Regions from separate parts of the Homo sapiens genome. Here region 2 is linked to region 1. The links are chromatin contacts, found by Hi-C or POLR2A ChIA-PET in ENCODE. All regions are on one chromosome and are shown on one strand. Each heading gives the region's core, a stretch centred on a gene start or an enhancer-like site at or near the end of the contact. The rest is flanking DNA. Distances are from core to core; before and after follow the strand shown. Region 1 overlaps NFIA (nuclear factor I A). Region 2 overlaps NFIA (nuclear factor I A).

Region 1 (5,946 bases), core at 214-2,713:
CTCACGGCTTTGTTGAGTGTGTCACAGGACTTTGGCCAAAATGCTACAATTCGAATGGGTCTTATTAATGGGATGAAAAATGGACTCTCAAAACACACTTACATACAGATCACATGTTTTTCCTGAAATGACTGACAATTCTAATAAAAAAGAACATTATAATAGGTTTAAAAAAACCTTCAGAAATAGTGTATTCAGACTCTCTTTAGCAGGGTGAATGAGTCAAGTTACTCAATAGGATCCATTCAGACTGATTAAATTGGAACCAAGCCAAAACAGATCTTCAAGATCTGAGAGATAGTGGTCATTGAGCCGGGAAGAGGGAAATGGCATCAACTTGAGAATGTACAGACCACAATAGTGATAGAAAATAATAAATTGGTCAGTCCAAAGGCTAGCACAAAAATTTATAATAATGAAACTTCTAGGCTTAAATATTCACAGCTTTCCTCATTTAAAACCTGAGATAATGAATCTGAAACACCTGCTTATGATACCAGACAAGGCCACTTAAAGATTTTAATTAGGAATAGACTAAAGTTTCTAATCTGAAGTTTTATTTACTTACTGGTTACTTCATCTACCTTCCAAAAATAATTTGAGATGGTTCATAAACATATAGTAAATTAGCACACATACACATTTAAGTCCATAAAAGAAGAAAAACATGAACAAAAACTGCAGGGGTTAGAGAAGTAGTGGGGGCAAAAACTTAGGCTGAAATATTCACCAAGGTTAAGAATTAAACTTATCTCTGAGTTTCTTGGGAGCCAAGGCAAAAAGGGAAACAAGGCATTATATAATTTTTACGCCCTGATGAAAGAAAGAATACCGCCTTTCAGGAGTAAAGCTTTCTCTATCGTGACTTTTAAAAAGAACGAATCAGTCTTCAAGATCCCATCATCAAATCGTGCCTGTTCTGCATGATTCCTGACCTAGATTGCCAAAGATTATGAAATCAAGCTTGATAAATTATGAAACAGCTCAACCAATTTCTAAACTAAACAAAAAGGGAAAATCAAATGAACAAACGTTTCCAAACATTTAAAAGTTAGAACCACCCAAAATAAAATTGAAACCAGCGGCAAATAAAGCCAATCCAAATCTCAGCAAACCAGAATCACAAAACCCTGTCGCTACAGGCTTGGGAAAAAAATGCTGCTTGTCAGTCAAAGTGTCTGTCTATGGCATATGGGTAAAGGTTTCAGTCTGCTATCTCCAGACTCATCTTATGGCACTGGTTCAACACCAGTGAATGGTGCTTTAAACAAAAGGAGAGCTCATTCAAAATGGGCGTTTGAGAGTTACCGGTCAGTGTAGCTGTGCAGTTTGTATAAGTGAAAACTATTGGCATGGGAGAAATGAAGTGCAGCTCCCAGGCCTTTGGAGTTTCCTAAGTGCTGAAAAGCAGCCGGGAGGTTAAAGCTGGCTGGTCGGAATGGCATACTTGGCTGAATGCACAGCCAGGTGGCTTGGGCATATTGGCAAACAACTGGCAACCTGCCCAATACATATGGCTTAGATTGCTTTGCTCTTCCCATGAAGCCTTCTTAGACTCTTGAGCAAGCATTCGTTTTAGAATAAAATGTGTCTGAGTGTTAAATAAAATTTTTTAATAATATCTGTCTGATGTAAAATCCCTTTACCAAAAATAAAAATAAAAATAAAAAGATGGGAGGGGTTGGTTGCCAAATGCATGAAATAAAGCATTTCTTTGTGGGAGGAGACTTTGCAGATCCCTTTTCAACCATCTTTGGACTGAATTATTTGGACCTTTCAGGTTCATGGGGGTTAAAATGACCCCTGCAATCCCTGAGAAGCAGGGTTAATGTGAAGTTTAGGGATGGCTGCCAAGAGGTCAGGTGACTATGAATTCCTAATAAATACATAAAAATACAAAGTAAGTAGAGTAGGATAATGGATGTGGACAGCAGATACATTTTGTAAAGGAATATTATGAAATCTTGATTGACAGATAACACTAAAAGGTGTTAGTATGGTCTATCATGTAAATACATATCTGGAGACTCGTTAAAACACAGTCTTTAAGTGCTAACTGTTGAGGCACATGTTACTTCCCAGGCTTTACCAAGTGGCTGCTTAACGTCGACAGCATGAGGCAAACTTTGGTTTAATAACCCCAGCTGATCACTAATCTTGTAATGCTACTACTATCGTACCACATTAAATATTACACAAATACTACTTTCTTCTAAAGTTGGGTTTTCTTCTGTTACACATGTTTGTTGTATGTCCACTGTTTCATTTTAGTTTACTGGATATCTAAAAAGTATTCACAACTGATACATTAGTGAATTAGATTACATGCATTACTGTCAGAATCCTGTTTTACTTATGATAATTTTTAAATATAAGTTTATGGTCCCTTAAAGTTGCAAGCCATTCATCTAATAAACTATGTTAAATCTTCTGGAATTATTATAGTCTACTCGGTAAAAAGATTACAGAGCTGGTGTTGTATTGTGTGTGTTTTTTAAGATTTTAAGCTCAGTAACAGCTCAAACACTGAAATAAATTAATCTCTCATACTAATGAGGGCTCCATACACTCACAAATCTAAAATCTCTTAGGTAGATGCAAACATATATATTGCGATAGAAAAGGAATCATTTGTGCTTATTCAGCAAGTACTGAAGATGTCAATCGTAGATACGAACAAGCAAACTTCCTTTTGGTGATACAAAATAAAATTTCCTGCTATAGTTGCTCCATCTCTTTCACATGCAAAAAAAAAAAAAAAAAAAGTACGAGCTGGGCGCGATGGCTCACAGCTGTAATGCCAGCACTTTGGGAGGCCGAGGCAGGCGGATCACAAAGTCAAGAGATCAAGACCATCCTGGCCAACATGGTGAAACCCCGTCTCTACTAAAAATACAAAAATTAGCTGGGCATGGTGGCATGCACCTGTAGTCCCAGCTACTCAGGAGGCTGAGGCAGGAGAATCACTTGAACCCGGGAGGCAGAGGTTGCAGTGAGCTGAGATTGGGCCACTGCACTCCAGCCTGGCAACAAAGCGAGACTCAGTCTCAAAAAAAAAAAAGTACTATGGACATAAAAACTCATGTAATGGCTTTACATTGAGTATTTACTGTGTTTTAGGCTAAAACCTTCAAATCAATTTCCTTCTCACAGACTTTTTTTTTTGTTTTTTAAAAAAACAAAAAACAAAATATATAAGTGATAGAAACACATTTTGAGGAATGGAGCAAACTTAAGGTGGAAGGGTTCAATAGATTCCTATGTCATGAATCTGGAAAATAATATATTTTTAAAGTCTGTTTCTTGGCAGGGATAACACAGCAAAGAGCTTCATTAGTAAATCTTTCCAATACTCAAAATTATGGGGTGAAAGGAGTGGAGACCTTTTAAAAATGGACTTTAGTGCCTCATGAAATGACCTTTGCAGCATCACATTTTCAACACCCTTATCCTCTGCTCTTGATCAGCAAGTAGTACCACTTAAGAGCTTTATTAGAACATCCCTTTGCCAACTTGGAATAGCTCCAGGCAACTCTGTCTTCCAAGGACACAGTTTGAAGTACTTAGAGTAAATTGCAATGGACTGGATAGATGAGTAGAGGAGGTGAGACAACTGAATCAAGTATCACTGCTTCTGAGACAGAGTCCCCCACCACCAGGCACTTGGTACCAAATGGAGACTAGAGCGTTATTAATTTTTAAGGGCTTCAGATAAACAGAAGGGTCAGCAGGAAGATGATTTTTACACCAACAGGACTGAATCAGAATAAGTTTCTTCACTCAAAAGCAGAGAAAAGGCTAAGGGCATAATTTCTCAAAGTGTGTTTTGGGAGGTTAATGGGGGTTGCATGAAAAAAGGATTCCACTGACAAATAAATTTGGCTACTGCTAGTTTAAACAAAGTTCTCAGACCCTCTAATATATTAATGTGCGTCATGACTCTCTCCAAGAGAGACAACAGTATGCATACATATTTAAATCTTAATTCACCAAAAAAGCACACTTTTTTCTATGGAGCATAAGAGATAAGCATTAAGAAGTATATTTTGGCTAATATTAACTTGAGCTTTTAAAAGTTAGACTTAAGTAAACTTGTTTAAAATTAAATTGAAAAGTTAAGTTCAAGACAATAAACTAATTTTAAATATATTTTTAAAACTAATTTTTAAATATTAAACTAATATTAAAAACTAAGTAATAATTTCCCTATTTTAAACACAGTGTCTAACTGACCTTACTGTATGTATCTCAATAAGTAAAATTCTATCTTATCAGCATTAAAAGTCCTCCCCACCTCCAAATAAAACCCAACTCTAACACAAGCTTTTTTCTTCATATTAGGCAAGAACCCTCTGGTAATATGTAAATAGAGAGGTCAGTTTTCAAACAGGCTGGTTTCTGAATATGGGTTTTAATTATTTAAAACAAAATTTAATTTTTCTAGAAGGTTTCTGAGATGAAGTTTTAGTTGATATCCTCAGAAAACCTCAAAGTATTTGTTAATAGAATTTAGCACCCTAATGATCTAGATTTTGGTCACAGAGTTGTCCAATTAGAAAATGTAAATTTTAATAAATAGAAATACAGAGAAGAGGTGGAGGATAGCTATCATTCTAAATAAAATTACTGTTTATTATCAAATGAGAATTCCACATTCAGACAAAATATTTACAAAAAAACAATTCTGGAATCGTGGAATCTCAGAGAAAGTCAACAAGTGATCATAAAATTTTTAAAATATAATTTGAAATGTTTATCTTATATTCTAAAAATAAGTTAAAATTTGTGGAGTTTCCAAGTAGTCTCATTTTATATTCTCAATTCCCTTTATGAAACCTGAAAAACTGTAAGTTTGTACAGGTCCATCAAAATCCATATTTTGTCTCCTTGCAAAGTACAGGGAAAGGTTCTTCTACTCATAGCTGCATGTGACACCTTTCATTAAAGCTACTTTTTTTAAAAAAATGACACAAGAATATGCTTGGATTACAACACATTTTCCTGGTAAACATTTGCTCTATTTTATTTTTGCTTCTGGTCTCTATTTCCTGGCCAAAGAGTAGTCTCACCTAATGGTAATAAATGATTTACTTCTTGGTTAAAACTCCTAAAGAAAATGTTCTTTAAATAGTGAAATTTTATTCAATTTAATTTTCAAAGAACTGCTGTTAAAAAATTCCAGTTAAAAAGAAAGATTAAACAGTTCTAAAAATAAACAATATTTGGTTAAACAAATACACAGATTTAAAGCATATGGGTAAAAATGAATGTTAGTGTAAACATTCGGCAACATTTTTTCCCTTCAAAAAAATTTCAGAGCAGAAACAAAAAAAAGTTATTTTGGTTTAAATTGTGAAGCCATTTTAATAAGTAATCATTTCTTCCTCAAGAAAAAACATTTGTATAGCCTCAGAAATCTGTTTCATTTCAGTCTTTGTATAAAACTGCACATGAAAAGTATATTTATAAAGGAAATACCAGACTTGGAATTATTTATGTCACTGTAGCATATATATAATAAATGAGAGCTCACTGGAGATATACATATCTTACATATATGAAGGTTGAATTCTGTCTTAAAACCTACTCTAAAGGAGTATTCTAATTGAATCACATTTTTAAAGTTCTATAAAGCATTATTTCAGCATAACAGTGTTTTACCTATACTTTAGCAAAACAGAATCTAGCTTTTTACCAGATGTGGTACTGACTCTAAATACCCATCATTAAAGTTAGTAAGTTTGAAACTATACCTCTCAGCTCTCAGGGCTCAATTCTCTTCTTTTCCTAAGTTAAAGAAAGACTATAAGGACTCAACCTTTAAACTCCTGGTAACATTCACCCCAAAATGGGAAACTAGAGCTGAATACATCTGCATGTAACAGATGATTCAAGAATGAAAACAAACAGGTTGAAAATATGCTAATGAGGAGAAAAGGCAAGGTA
Region 2 (5,185 bases), core at 529-3,028, 230 kb before region 1:
CAAATAAGGGTTTTGTTAACTGATGGGGGCAGTTATAGGAGGGCAGGAAACTTGACCATCTTGTTTATCATTCAATCCTCAGTGCCTAGCCCAGTGCCTGGAATACAGAACGTTCTTAATGAAGAAGAGTTGAATGAATGGAGAATGGGTAAAGGGAGGGGTTTCATGTGGCAATGAATGGCTACTCTGATGATTTTCAACATCTCCTTTCAAATGAGGTGCAGGCACTGAAGCCATGATTGTGACACTCTCCTAACAGGCCCAGATGGTCAATAGCGACACAAGAATAAGTGGAGGTAAGGTGGAAAAAGTGCTGGACCCAGTCTTCCTGGGTGATTTTGAGCAAGTCACAGTATTTTTCCTTCCTTACATATGTAGGATTTTATGAGGGAAGATGCTCCTTTCAGCCCAATATATCTAAAATGGTATTTTCAAACATGAAACATAATAACTAAGTAGGATCAAGATTTTACTCTATTAAGTACCACATTGTCCAAAGGAAAAATGAGGCCACTGCGTACCCTTCATTCATGCTTGCGTCCATGCAGCATTTATTTAGAGCCTTCTGTGTGCCTGCCAGGCCCAGTTACTGGTTACCTTTTCCTTTCGTAAATCCTTAGGTGGTTAGCTTTGAGCAATTGTCTGGTCATATATCACTTTATCTGCTGGCATTTCTTTTTCTGTTAGCTAGACAGAATGAGCAATTATGGACTAACATCAGAGTTAGTTTCTCCAGTGAAATAAAAAAGTATGTGGCTTTTGCCGACTTTTCTCTAGAGATACCTTGACAAATTCACTACATTTATCATTATTTACAGAAAAATTACCAAGGCCTAACAAAAACCAATGCTTCTGAATTCTTTAAGTTGACGGTATCAGAAAGGGTTCTAATTGGGTTGCTTCAGGCAGGTGAAGGATCATCCCTGTGGAAGAGATTCCATTAGGTAATGTAAGGACTCATTTGGTCCCCAGGGATGAATGGCTAAGTGATAGCTACATGGAGTTTGGTATAAGATTTCCTAGTCACACAAGCCACCTTTGATTTCCAGAGGAGTTTAAAAAACTTAAGCCCAGACCGAAAAACTACGCATCCTGTAGACTTTCAGATGTTATTCTTTGACCACATGCTTTGAGGAACACAATAAAGCCTCTTGTGTCCTGAAAGGAAATCAGCCTGGCAAATACACATGGCCTAAATCTAGCTGGACAAAAGAAAGAAGAGGGGGAGAGAAAGGAGAGAGAAAGCAAACCCCAAACTGTGTTTCTAGTAGGCCTCTACCTAACAGCTGACTCTCATCCACGTTAGAGCCGCTTCCTCCCTTCTACAAAACAGGTTCAAACTTTGGGTGCGGGGAATAATGCTTACTATTTCTGTTTTCACACTTTCTAAGTCGGTTGTGAAATTCCAGACTTCTTCAATCTGACACTAAGGTAGTTCTTGAAGCAAAGGCCTGGCACCCAGTGAGTCAGCAGGGGGAGCAGTTCTCCACACCACAGTTTCTGGACGAGACCTCAGGGCACTACAAAAATCTGCAGTGCCTCTGCACTTCTCTTAAAAAGCAAAGCAAAAAAAAAAAAAAAAAAAAAAAAGTTTCTTCACACATCTTACTATTCAGTATGTGCCTTGCCGACAAGGTTACCCCAGAGCAGCTCTGTAATCCTTCACTGAAATAGGCTTTATTGATTGCTCTGGTCTATTGTTCTCTTTTCAAGTCCCCCAAGTTCAAGTTCATCCTGGTGTTACATCATGTCTGGTTGCTAAGAGCAACCAGACAGACCCAGACGTGACTATCATTAGCAAGAAACCCTCTGCTCTCCTCCCACCAACCTTCCAGTGGTTCTGACGTAGCAGGCCCACTGCAAACACATTGAAGTATTTATTCTGCCTAATTTATGACCTACACAGCAAGCAAGACCCCCACTCCAAAAACCAACATTGTTGTATATTTAATTAATCTGTCTTTCTCTGGCACTTGGGAAAGTTAGACAAAGGACTAATTATTGTGTTTCACTCTGCACACTTTTCTTTTGGGGGGTGGATATTTGCATGGGAAAGAAAACTACAAGGCCCAGCATCAGCCCCCCACCTCTTTTTCTTTTTGCCCTATTGACATTTCATGAAATACTTTAGCTGCTTAAGGGAATTAGAAAAAAAAAATGCGATGTGAATGTTACTCCTTCTGAGTTGGTATTCAGTAACACAAATCAACTCATGACATGTTTAAATTTAAATGCTAACCACACACTCTCAGAGTTACTTTAAAGGTTAGTTTTTAATCAATAGAAGTTGCTGACTCCAGGTTTTTGGGCTGCACGCTGCAACTCTTGGGCTTTTGTCTAACGTTAAAGCTTTCAAACTTTTTTTTCCTTGAGATGATTTTAGCAATGATTTGCAGACACAGAAGGCTATTGTGCTCTGACCAGCAACATGTCAACAGAGGGGCTGAGCTGCCCTGTGGTGGGGTGTCAATATGACTCCTGAAGGCAGAGGTTGGGGGTCTTTAATAACCCGTGAAAAAACCTTAATTAACCCTTTCAGGCCCAAACCAAAACCTATTCTTAAACTTGTTCACTCCTATAATTTGACCATTAGTACTTATTTCAACATCACACTAATCTTCATGACAATTAACCCAGCTACTTGACCAAGGTTTTCCAGAACAGGAAGTTGGTTAGGGGAACCACACAGGGAATTTTTCTTTTTTGAAGTCTCTGATTAAATCATTTATTTGCAGAGATGGCAGATAGTTCTAATAATAATAATAATAATAATAATAATTCATACATCTCCCTGAATTTTCTCCTAATCAGTTTGTAAAGACACTCATAATCCCATTGGGATGAGTGTGACAGTCACACATGTGTAAGCCAGTCAATTCCTAGAAACTTCCATGAGCTGCTAGTAACACCAGATGGACAATATAATGTTTGTAAAAGCCTACTTTTCTCTTGTGATATTTTCTTATAATTTCTATTATGCAAGCAGTACAAGTTTTAGAACATTAATTGAAGAATGATTCTGCATATTTTCTTCTTGGGTCATATAGGAAAAACATAAAAGAAATCTGAGCTTATTCGATCGTTGGGGTTGAGCAGCAAATCACTGGGAAAATGGTAACACATTAAACAAAAACTATCCTCAGACATTTAGTGACATAAGCTTAGGTTTCATATGCTTTCTGCCTTCGTACTTTATAGCCCCTTAATCTACCCTACTGTATCCAAATGGACTACAAAGGAATCTCCCTCCCTATGTGCAGTGAGTGGCATTATTACAATGCAATATAGGATGATGTTATCTTGATACATTTACATTAAGTAAACACAGAGCTTTGATCTATTTTTTCCTCAGAAACTTTCAGCTATAGTTGTTGTGGAGGTCCACAAATCCACACTCCCACCAAGGCTCCAGTTACGTAAAATTAGTCGGTAACATTCACAATGTCTAGAGTTTGGGATGTGCTGAGCGGGAGTGGGGAGGGAAGTGGGGTGACTGTCCTCTTTCAATGTTCAAGGTGAAACATCAAAAGAAATCTGCAGTCCAGGACAAGAGCTCAGCTTTCCTTTTCTCCAGTCAAATGAAGAAGTAATCTCATCAGGTTGGAAAAGTGCTGACTAAGGATTTAATAAAGTGCCTGCAGATGTGGCGTCTCTAAGGTATTCAACTCATGTAATGCAAAACAGCTCCACACTGAATGTGCTTATAAAATTTCATTTAACCATTGCAGCACGACTTTTTCCCCTCACAGTTCTCTAAGGAGTTTTATCACACTTGCCGCCCGTTAATTTACAGCTCCATGAAAGTTCGAATCCCATTCCGCTGGGATTCTGGAATACTCACAGTAGTCAGGTTTTATGAACCATAAACAATATCTATCCGACTGCATCCTAAACAGGAAGCCTGAAATGGCAGAAGGTACCTCTGACGGTGCCAATCTCTTCCATTTCGTACGCCTCACAGAGAGCAATCAGAACACAGGGGCCGTCTTCCAAAATGTGGTCATGGGGCTGCTGAAGACACAGCTGATGCGGGCCATGGCCTCAACCCCTGCGTTAGCAACAAATGCTCTAATGTGTGCAACAACTTTTTAAAAGGCTTTTTACATCCTCTTTTTACTAAGAGGGCAGGATGCACATTCTAGAGGAAAAAGAAAAATGTCTGAGAAACATTTTTTGTATTTTGTATTTTACTTTAACCCCTAAAAGGAGCAGAGAGTGCTGGGGTGGCAGGGGCAGAGGGCAGAGTGGACTGTGATGCAGCAGAATCTGTTTTTCAGATTAAAAACTTAAACAAAAGGCCTCAACAAGGGCAAAGTTTAACACTGCGGAAGGAGGTTGTTAATGTGGAATCCAGAACTGGGTGTGACACTTGGCTTTCTTCTGCAGGCAAGGTGGGTTATTTGAGGACATTCACACACATAAAACGGAAATGTGCAAACACAGGCTGGCCTCCCCGCACCCTGCAGGCCCAGCTCCTCATCAGCCCCCAAAGAGGACTCAGCCAACCAATAAGCCAAGACTCCAGGAGCTGCTGTCGCTGTTGTGCATTCTCTCTTGGGGAGGTGTTAGCTTTGCACTACTACTTCACACTACTCCAGTGGGTCATTTTTGGCTTCCCGCACTTCTGTGGATGGACTAAAGCCTACTGTTTAGCCCAAATGAGTTGTCCTTGGCAAATCAGCCAAAAGCCCAGTAGTCTCTTCTGCCCATCTCAATATGATAGAAATGGATGAGGTCTCTCAGTGGACTCTGAGTTTCTCACATTCGCATAAACCATTTGGGAGCATTTATTCACTCATCCAACAAGCACTAAGGGCCTTCTATGTGCTAGGTGCTATGTATGCTGGCTCTGGGGATATAATGAGTAAAATATAGTCCCTGCCCTGTAGGACTTTCTTGTCTATCAGGAAGCAGTGGCTAGATTCTAGACCCTTCATGATACCAGATAGCCTGCTTTTCTCCCAATAGGATTTTATAAACTTCTGGCAATGAACGATGCCCAGTATCCAGTGTCCAAAGGACTCAGGATTGGTGTCACTTTTTCCACTGACCAGCAGTGTGACTTCAAGCAAGCCAGTCCCTGTCCTGGGACCCTCAGAGTCTTGTGAGGACCAGTCTGTATTCATGAGAGGCAGCAGTGATTTACACTGGTTTCTTCTGAAAAGGGTGTCATGCTGTACACAGG

Evidence for each region. A loop is a pair of places that touch in the nucleus more often than their neighbours do. ChIA-PET counts read pairs that join two places held with the same protein, here RNA polymerase II (POLR2A). Pooled maps may share reads with other maps.
Region 2: a loop to region 1 is called in a map of Calu3, with 2.1 times the contacts of the local background. The contact joins two enhancer-like sites. A Hi-C loop is called at or near these places in 3 of 168 maps with a recorded cell type or tissue (Calu3, PC-3 and psoas muscle) and 5 of 50 pooled maps. POLR2A ChIA-PET finds 5 or more read pairs at or near these places in 2 of 52 experiments (PC-3 and activated T-cell).

What each region holds. Positions count from the first base shown.
Region 1 is chr1:61,222,373-61,228,318 of GRCh38, reverse strand. All of the region lies in intron 2 of NFIA (nuclear factor I A), which reads right to left. Among named protein-coding and RNA genes, the nearest start is that of NFIA-AS1, 28 kb to the left of the region's middle. Within about 2 kb of position 1,463, at least 8 of the 41 ENCODE cell types and tissues checked have a DNase peak (open chromatin) inside an H3K27ac peak, as active enhancers do.
Region 2 is chr1:61,449,849-61,455,033 of GRCh38, reverse strand. All of the region lies in intron 10 of NFIA (nuclear factor I A), which reads right to left. Among named protein-coding and RNA genes, the nearest start is that of NFIA-AS1, 200 kb to the right of the region's middle. RefSeq lists an enhancer at 516-2,911. Within about 2 kb of position 1,778, at least 23 of the 41 ENCODE cell types and tissues checked have a DNase peak (open chromatin) inside an H3K27ac peak, as active enhancers do.